2 separate regions of the Homo sapiens genome follow, and region 1 is linked to region 2. A link is an interaction called in ENCODE POLR2A ChIA-PET data of the cell type or tissue named here. Cell type or tissue: B cell. All regions are shown on one strand.

What was found. ChIA-PET counts read pairs that join two places held together with the same protein. Peaks named below come from ENCODE experiments on the same cell type or tissue, not always from the same donor. Only the 100,000 strongest peaks of a DNase experiment are listed, where the experiment ranks them.
Region 1: POLR2A ChIA-PET joins it to region 2 with 5 read pairs; 3 of 35 experiments call an interaction of 5 or more read pairs at or near these places.

Annotation. Positions count from the first base shown.
Region 1 is chr6:158,825,474-158,830,473 of GRCh38, forward strand. No RefSeq gene overlaps it. Among named protein-coding and RNA genes, the nearest start is that of EZR, 8.6 kb to the left of the region's middle. RefSeq lists enhancers at 1-271, 1,822-1,911. In B cell, no CTCF peak of the experiment used is centred here; a DNase peak (open chromatin) is centred at 1,898; H3K27ac peaks cover 2,184 bases.
Region 2 is chr6:159,096,927-159,101,926 of GRCh38, forward strand. The region is part of intron 2 of LOC112267968; the gene reads right to left. Among named protein-coding and RNA genes, the nearest start is that of TAGAP, 54 kb to the left of the region's middle. In B cell, no CTCF peak of the experiment used is centred here; a DNase peak (open chromatin) is centred at 1,935; H3K4me3 peaks cover 1,223 bases; H3K27ac peaks cover 2,830 bases.

The DNA.
Region 1 (5,000 bases), 270 kb before region 2:
AACCTCCTCTATTCGGATACTCTCATTTGACAGAGGAACCGGGCCCCAAAAGATTAAACTGATTGTCCTCATTCCTGCACTTAAACTTCTCTTGTCAATATTAACATTACCTCCATCTTGCTGAATCCAGAGGCCAAACCTCTTGGCCTCATCTGACCCTTCTCCTAAGCAGCTTTCCACATGTCCAACCATTCCCTGAGCATATTTTGTGCTTAGGATTTCTGTGCTTTCTCTTCTCTTCCCCTCTGGGTCCTTCCCAGCCCTTATCTATGTACGAATTCTTCCCCTAGGTCATGTAGCCTGATCCCAAGGCTTCAGTCACGTCCCCAGCCCTGCCTTTTCCCCCAGCAACAACCGTCTATTGGTGTCTCCAGGGTTCTTGTTTGTTCAAGAACTTCCTCCCTCCTAGCCTCCCTGTTCTCAGCAAAGAGCTCCACCACACACGCTGTTACATGGCCCCAAACCTAGAGGTAACCTGCATTCTCTTTTTGCCTCAACCCCATTTTATCCTTCACCCCTGTGCCTCCAGTCCAGCAGACCAAACAGCCACATTTCCCGGCTAGGTCAGATGGTGCACGCCTGGGTTTGGGGATAAAATTCAAACTCCTCCTTGGCCGGGAGTGCATCGGCATCTCCAGCTGCGTCTTCTTTCCCTCACTCTCACTCGCCCTGAGCTTGAGCTCAGCTGGCTCTGCTCCCGCTGCTGATTTTTTTATCTGTGATCACTCAGCCCCGTTGCTGCCTTAGAGGTCTTGTGCTTCATATTCCCACGGCCTGGAAGGCATGTCCCCCATCTGTGCCAGCCTGGCCTTTTCTCATCCTCCAGGTCTTTGCAGCAGTGCCTCCTCCTCTAAGAGCACTTCCCAGCCACTGTCCCCTGCTGCCCCTGCCATCTGAAGAGCCACCCTCTGGTGCCCCGCCACTTCACCCGATTCACTGCCTTCAGAGAACTTGACTCTGCAATTCTCTTCCTTGGTTTGTGTTTTTTTTTTTTTTTCTGATTTGAGACAGGGTCTCACTCCATTGTGCAGGCTGGAGTTCAGTCGTGAGATCATGAAGATCATGGCTCACTGCAACGTGAACCTCCCAGACTCAAGCGATCCTCCTGCGTTGGCCTTTTGAGTAGCTGGGACCACAGGTGCGTGCCATCACGCCCAGCTAATTTATTTATTTATTTATTTATTTTTAGAGACAGGGGTCTCACTATGTTGCTCAGATTGGTCTTGAACTGGCCTCAAGCAGTCCTCCTGCCTCAGCTTCCCCATTGTGTTTTGTTTTTGTTTTTTGAGACAGAGTCTCACTTTCATTGTTGTCCAGGCTGGAGTGTAGTGGTGGTGGTGTGAACACAGTTTCTTGCAGCCTCGACATCCTGAGCTCAAGTGATACTCCCACCTCAGCCCCTCAAGTACCTGGGACTACAGGTATATGACACCACACCAGGCTAATTTTTGTATTTTTTGTTGAGATGGGATTTCACCATGTGGCCCAGGCTGGTTTTGAACTCCTGAGCTCAGGGGATCCACCCACCTTGGGCTCCCCACAAGAGTTGAAGCTCCTCTCAGTCTTGTTTGTTTGTCGATGGACCCTCAGCAACTAAAACAGTGTCTGGTGTGTGGTAGCTGTTCAATAAATATCTGTTGAATAAATGAATGAACAAATCCTGTTAGTTCCAGAACCGGGGTACTCTGGTAAGTTTTCCTTCCTGTGTATCATACTGCTGTCCACTGGGTTGCTAACCATGGAAACACCTTACTTGAAGTCTTATTTAGCAGCCCAGCTGTCCAAAACACCATCGAAAACCAGATGTTAAAAAAAAAAAAAACAAAAAAAACCAGAATTCATGTTTTTAGAATTTCTCTGGGTTTCCCCTAAAGTGTATTAATTCCTGTTTTCATTGTGAGTCTAAGTTTTATTAGTTCCTTTCCCAGGCCATGGCAGATTAGCAGAGAGGGTGCAGGGTGCAGGCAGACACACTGACAGCAGTAAGAAGCAATGCTTGATGGTGAAGAGGCAGGAATTGTACAGAGCAGGCAACTCAGAAGGACAGCCCGGAAGCCCGAGGGCATTGATTGGTGTTCCTGGTGATTGTTTTCTCAGGAAAGGGAGCTATGTCTGCTCTCTATTATCATAAAACATGTTATTTTGTAATGTTTAAAAAATGGTGAAATGTTTTAAATCTTCAGGAGTTAATTCAATAGACAACTATCTCAATTTAACAAATGGTATTATTTTATCCCATTAGTTTCAGGTTTTTAAAAAAAAGAAATAACGGCCGGGTGTGGTGGCTCACACCTGTAATCCCAGCACTTTGGGAGGCAGAGGCAGGCAGATCACCTGAGGTGAAGAGTTCGAGACCAGCCTGACCAACATGGAGAAACCCCGTCTCTACAGAAAAAAAATACAAAATTAGCCGGGCATGGTAGTGCATGCTTGTAATCCCAGCTACTCGGGAGGCTGAGGCAGGAGAATTGCTTGAATCCAGGAGGTGGAGGTTGCAGTGAGTCAAAATCGCGCCATTGCTCTCCAGCCTGGGCAACAAGAGCAAAACTCTGTCTTAAAAAAAAGAAAAAAAGAAAAAGAAATAAAATGCGATAGATAAATTAAAGCCTCTCTAGCCCTCCGCAGGAACAATCAATGTTCTAAAGTTGCTGGGTTTCCTCTATGCAAGGGTTAATTTTGTTTGTTTGTTTGTTTGTTTGTTTTTTGAGATGGAGTTTCGCTCTTGTTGCCCAGGCTGGAGTGCAATGGCACAATCTCAGCTCGCAGCAACCTCCGGCTCCTGGGTTCAAGCCATTCTCCTGCCTCAGTTTCCGGAGTAGCTGGGATTACAGGCATGCGCCACCATGCCCGGCTAATTTTGTATTTTTAGTAGAGACGGGGTTTCTCCACGTTGGTCAGACTGGTCTCGAACTCCGGACCTCAGGTGATCTGCCCGCCTTGGCCTCCGAAAGTGCTGGGATTACAGGCGTCAGCCACCGCTCCTGGCCAAGGGTTAATGTTTTATATGAAAAAAAAAAAAAAATGTGGCTGGGTGTGACTCCCTCCTGTAATCCCAGCACTGTGGGAAGCTGAGGCAAGAGGAGGATTACTTGAGCCCAGGAGTTCAAGACCAGCCTGGGCAACATGGTGAAACCTCATCTCTACTAAAAATACAAAATTACCTAGGCATGATGGGGCGCTTCTGTGGTCCCAGCTACTCAGAAGGCTGAGGCGGGAGGATCACCTGAGCCTGGGAGGTAAAGGCTGGAGTGAGCTGAGGTCATGCCACTGCACTCCAGCCTGGGTGACCGAGTGAGACCTGTCTCAAAAAAAGAAAAAAACCAAAAACATGAAACAATTTCCTAAATAAATTAGATGTTATTAATTAGGTGTTTAATTGCAGAATATAAACGAATTATTTTTAAATCATCCTGATTTTTTATTTCTTTCCGCTTCCTTCTTTTTTTTCTTATGAAAGGCTACCTTAATAAAGCAGTATGTGCTGAAATGCCCGGCACGACACAGGTGGTTATCAGTCATTTGGATTGTCCTCTGCTCAAACTGTGAGTTCCTCAAAGGTGAGACCAGTGACTACTGGTCTTGGTATCTCAAGTACCTAGCATAGAGCCTTGCACATCATAGGGGCTCAGTAAATATTGATCGAACTGAATTGAAAACTGAGCCCCGTGTGTTTTCTGTAGTGAAGACAATGTCTCACTAAGCATTTAGATGTCCGGATCCCAGAGATTTGACATGTAAACTAGATAATTGGCACTTGAAATATTTTCTTTAATTAAAAAAAAATTTAGCTGGGGCGCAGTGGCTCACACCTGTAATCCCAGCACTTTGGGAGGCCGAGGCAGGTGGATCACAAGGTCAGGAGTTCAAGACCAGCCTGGTCAACATGGTGAAACCCTGTCTCTACTAAAAATACAAAAATTAGCCAGGCATGGTGGCACACGCCTGTAGTCCCAGCTACTCGGGAGGCTGAGGCAGGAGAATCGCTTGAACCCAGAAGGTGGAGGTTGCAGTGAGCAGAGATCGAGCCACTGCACTCTAGCCTGGGCGACAGGGCGAGACTCTGTCTCAAAAAAAAAAAAAAAAAATTTAAGCCTTCTGATAACCAGGGAAAACAAATTTCTGTAGCAGGTAACGAATGTTACCTGACCCTGTGGAATCTTACTGAATATCAAAAGGACTCGTTCCAGAAGGAAGTCATCTTGTAATGTCCTGGGCAGTGCTTCACCCTAGGCTGAAACATGGGCCACATACTTCATTCACCAATCAGTGAGCTATAAGGGAGAGCAAGACAGATAAATCTTGAAGTTTACGCTTAACTAAAACTTGGCCTTTGGCTGTTTGGGTTTTCCCAGACTTCCCATGAATTTCCATGAAATCAGCATTGTCACTTTGTCAATCTGCCGTTCCCAGCCACCTACTCAGACTGGGTCCTCAGGTCACCCTGAGAATGTGACTGGGGAATACAGAGACTGGGACGTGGAGTCCAAGGGCAACTGACTGTAAGGTCTGGGTCTGGTCCTAGTTCTGCCATTGACCCTGAGTGTTGGCACAGCGGCCATCTGAGGGACGTGCTAGCTGGGAGGTAGGCTGGCCAGCTCTCAGCTTCTGCGCATGGCTGTTGCTATGCTAGAACATGAGCCCTGTCCTGCTACCTGTCTCATTTTCAAGAAAACCCTGAAATCCTGATTTTTATGTGACATTTCCCAATTCTTTTTTCTCTTTGAGATAGTGTGTCACTCTGTTACTCAGGCTGGAATGCAGTGGTGCATTCTTGGCTCACTGCAACCTTGAACGTCCAAGCTGAAGTGATCCTCCCACCTGAACCTCCTAAGTAGCTGGAACTAGAGGTGTATGCCACCATGCCCAGCTAATTTTTAAATTTTTTGTGGAGATGAGGCCTCACAATATTGCCCAAGTTAGTCTTGAACTCCTGAACTCAAGCAATCCTCCTGCCTTGGCCTCCAAAGTGCTGGAATTACAGGCATGAGCCGCCACCGTGC
Region 2 (5,000 bases):
TGGATCACTTGAGGCCAGGAGTTTGAGACCAGCATGGGCAACATGGGGAGATCCCCATGTTCAAATATTTCGCCCACATCGCCAGAGGCTCTGTAAAGGCCGCATGTTTTCATGTGCTCTAAATCTGCAGATGGTTGGGATGGCTGGGGCGAGAGGTCAGAGCTTTGACCCACATTGTGTTTAAAGAAATATTTGTGTATTTGTCTCTACAAAAAAATACACAGATTAGCTGGGTGGCATGTGCCTGTAGTCTCAGCTACTTAGGAGGCTGAGGTGAGAGGATAGCTTGAGCCCAGGGGGTTGAGGCTGCAGTGAGTGGGGATTGCACCATAGCAATCCAGCCTGCGTATGAGATCCTGTCTCAAAAAAAAAAAAGCAATACTCAGTGTTTTCCAAAAATCAATTAAGTGGCATGAGTCTTGGATTTCGTGCCCTGATGATGGGTTCCCGCTCTGGAGTGGGACTCTGCTCTCTGGCCTTTCCACCCCGCAGACACCTCCCACAGCCTTGTGAATAAGTCAGAGCTTTCTCTCCATCAAGCGGGGGTGGGCGTCTATAAATGATACAGCCCAAAGGAAAGCCTGGGCGGCTCTGAAGTGGTGGTGTTTCAAGTCTTGCTGGTGGTTAGTTTGCTATTTAGGGAGAGAATACAATAGAGAAATTGGGTCTCAAACCGTAATGCATGGGAACTAGAACTCTCTGCTCTGTTTTTAAATGGCTTCTGCTTCTCTTTGAATTTATTTGGAAACATGTCTGGCTATTTCCATATATTTGAGGGATATATAACTCCCAGGTATGGAGCAAACGTTGTCTCTCCGGCTATACCCATCAGAGCCTGCTTCACTGCCTAGCCCAGAGACCACCCTCAAACGCCTGAGGGGAAAGTCAATGGTTGAAGTGAGTGCTTGGGAGTGGTGGGACCGTAGAAAATGGTAGAAGTTGTGCTGGGTCCAAAGGGACAGCCCATGAGGGCCACATAGGAATGCGGGCCCAGTGTTACTGCCAATGATTTAAAACGCCAGTAAGCCGACATTCTATTAAATGTCCATTCATTCTAAACATTTCTTTCTTTTTTTTTTTTTGAGATGGAGTCTCGCTCTCTCACCCAGGCTGGAGTGCAGTGGCACAATCTTGGCTTACGGCAACCTCCGCCTCCCGGGTTCAGGCAATTCTCCTGCCTCAGCCTCATGAGTAGCTGGGACTACAGGCATGTGCCACCACTCCCGGCTAACTTTTTGTATTTTTTTTTTTAGTAGAGACGGGTTTCACCGTGTTAGCCAGGATGGTCTCGATCTCCTGATCTCGTGATCTGCCCACCTCAGCCTCCCAAAGTGCTGGGATTACAGGCGTGAGCCACTGCCCCCGGCCCTAAACATTTCTTTAAACACAATGTGGGTCAAAGCTCAGACCTTTCGCCCCAGCCATCCCAACCATCTGCAGATTTAGAGCACATGAAAACATGCGGCCTATACAGAGGCTCTGGCGATGTGGGTGAAATATTTGAATATTTAAAATAAGATGTTATGAACCAAATTGAGAGGAACAGATCTGTATTTGTCAGATAATTATTCATTTGAGCTTGAAAAAGCATGCACGTGTAGATAATCCACATCCAGTCAAGTGAAGTAGGTCAAGTTTCTTTCCTGAGTATTCTGCTTGCCAGGCACCTGTCCGCATGTCAGTCTTGGTCTGCCCACGATTTTTGTTTTCTTTCCCCTCTCCTTTGATCGCTGTTCCTCCTCATGCTCCCTGGCCAGTCCCCCGCCCTCCAGCCCTATTTTGCACTTCCTTGTGATCCCAGGAGAACTGTACACTTGCCGGGGTTAATTTTTCTGACACACACAGAGACCTAATTTGGTGATGTCATTAAAAAAAAGCACTCGTGTTAACCATATTTCACAACAAAGGCGCCTCAGCACTCTCACCGGAGGGGAAATTTTTTTAATGCACTGAAATAGGAAACAAGTGACGTGGCGAATACCTGGTGAACGGAAACAACTGTGCCCTTTGCCTTTCCATGCACTGATGAATTTCCAGCGGAGTGGGGCCTGCTGGTGGCTTCGCACAGCGAAAGTGCCGCCGGGCCCTGCTCCATGGAGACCTGATCTTCTCTCCCCAGAACTTCACATGGGAAATGATCTAGTCAACTGGGGCCCTGCTGAGTTCAGCATCAGCTCCCAGCCTGAATAGACTTCAGGAGCCTGCTGGAAGTGGGAGAAGGAAGGGTGGTCACAGGTGCACCCTGGGAGTGGGTGGCGAGGCCTCTTAGGTCAGTTTGCCCAAGTGTGTGCTCCTCCGATCTGAACTCCCAGTATTTGACTGTGGATTTGGCATAAAGGTATGGAGAGTGGCTCAGTATTTGGGGGCTCTTTGAATTACTGGTGACTTTGCAAAAGAAAAAAGTGCAGTTAAAGGGATTTCAGCCATAAGAAGCCTGACCTGGAAACCATCATTTCCTGGCATCTGGGGTTTCGAGGCAACACAGCTGTGGGTCCACCATTCCACACAGCCTGGATTAACCTGCATTGGAGGCCCCCTGCATAAAGTCATGGCGCATACAGCTCTCCAAAGTCACGTTGTGTGGATGCAGTTGCCCTGAGGTATAGGTACAAGCCTGTCATCCATTGCTAAGCACCCACAGCATCTCATCTCATTTCTGGCAAGATAATCAGGTTTTGATTGGCAAGATAATCAGGTTTCATTTTCAAGCCAGGTGTGGTGGCTTACACCTGTAATCCCAGCACTTTGGGAGGCCGAAGTGGGAGGATCACCTGAGGCCAGGAGTTTGAGACCAGCCTGGGCAACAAAGTAAGACCCTGTCTCAAAAAAAAAAAAAAAGTTTAAATTAGCTGGGCCTTTAGTCCTAACTGCTTGGCAGACTGAGGAGAGAGGACTTCCCTCAGGAGTTTGAGGCTTCAATGAGCTATGATAGCACCACTGCACTCCAGCCTGGGTGACAGAGTAAGACTCTGTCTAAAAAAAAAAAAAAAAAAAAAAAAAAAATCAAACTTGGTCCTCAACCTATGGCATGAATTACCATTTTCTTCAACAGGGCTAACACTGACTGCCTGCCATGTGCCAGGCTAATCTCTTTACCCTCATTCTTTCTCAATCCTTACAACACTCCTATACAATTAGGGCCATTTTATAGATGAAGTAACTGAGGCTCCGTGATGTTAAGCAATCTGCAGACCTCTCAGCTGGCAAGTGGCAGGGCTGCGAGCTGGAGTCAGGCCTGTCTGGCTCCAGGGACTTTCCCTTCTCCACATGATCAAATGTTGCCTTCTGGATATTTTTCATTTACTTCTTTTTTCTCATCCACTGACGTTCCACACTCCTGTGGCATGTTGCCTGCATTACTTCAATAGTTTCTGCTATTTTCCTTGCATCAGACCTTAATTCCCTCAACTCTCTGTCCCCCTCCATCCTCCCTGTCACTGCCCGAGGAATTCTCTCAAATATGTATGCCTCAATCACTCCCAGGCATCAGAGCCCACAGGACTCCTCAGTCCCTTTGATCGATCTCGCCAGGCTCTGTGTGCTAACCCTGGCCCCTCTCTGCTGCTTGCCAAGAGGCCCTCTCCGCATTTCAACCCAGGGACCACTTGCAGCCTAGAGTGGGTGTCTCCCTGCAAACCTGTGTCACCTACTTGTCTGGCTCATCTGCCTGTCTCGTCTGTTGTAACGCACGTGGTCTCTTTCATTTCCACAGCCCCAGCATAGTGCCTGGAAGTGGGACGTGCAGGCACTATGGAAAAAGGACTTGGGTGGTTCCGAAGGGAAACCAGGCAGTGGAGGCAGAGGCAGGGAAATAGAACCACAGTGAATGGATGAAACCTTCACAGATCTGTTGAACGACCTTTGATCTTTTATGTGCCTTGCTTGATTTGCTTTCCACTGAGGTCACCTGCATTTCTCTCAACCTATCCTAGCCCTCACCACAGCCAGTCTGAAGTCAGATGGCAAAGTTGTGGAGTGTTAGAAAAAGCAGTGGCTGGTGGAGCAAATGGGGGTTGGGGGAGTGGTGGGGACATGACTCCCCCTTGAGGGCCCTGCCCAGCTGTTCCACAGCAGCCTGGCTGGCCCCTTCCTAGGCAGCCTCTTTGTCTTAGCAGCGTCTTTCCAAGGTCAGCAGGCTCTTTCGCGATAAGAGCGGACATTGCTGAGCCCTGACTCTGTACCCGCCGGTGTTCTAGAAGAACCTGCACTTGATCCAACAAAGCAGAGAGTTCTTGGGTCCTTTTCTTTCCTTTTCCTTTCTGAAACTGTATAATAAACACATAAAAGTAAAAAATATTTACAATACCTTATAACAAATGCCAGATGCTATGTATTCCCTGTCTACTGGCTGGCTGTTTTGGTTTTTCTATTGAGATTTTGCTCTTGAGTGGTAGTAAAATGCCATTTTCCCTCTGTGATTCTATCATTAGTTTCCCAATAATTTCTTTAATAATAATAATATTTGGTATTTTAGAAGGTTTAGAGTTCAGAGCACTTTCCCCCTCATCATCTCACTTGATTTTAATTCTCGTCTACCTCATGAATAGGGCAGGAATCCTCACCCCCTGCGTACAGAAGGGGGACCAGAAGCTCAGAGAAAGAAGGGGCAAACTGAAGGAATCACTGGCAGCAGAAGGACATAAATCAGGCCCCAGATTCTCAGTTTGCCCTGTTGTGCACATCAACAATTCTTATCTTTTCATTACATTTGTTGATTTGGTTGATCTCATCAGAGACCGTCATCTAAAGAGTCAGTTGTATTCAGGCCATGCCAGAATGTTCTGTTTGTGGACACAGTGAGCTAAGGCGGTGCCTCTGGGCTCAAGAGAAACGCCGCAGCAGGGCAGGAGGCAGGACCATGCTGCCCATGTGTTAGCTCGTCTGCAGGGCCAGGCGTGTGGCGGGTTCCAGTCTCCGAGTGTGGTGGTAGGCTCAGCGCTGGGAAATTTCACGTCTCAACACATCTCTTGGGAAAAAGGACTTGGGTGGTTCTGAAGGGA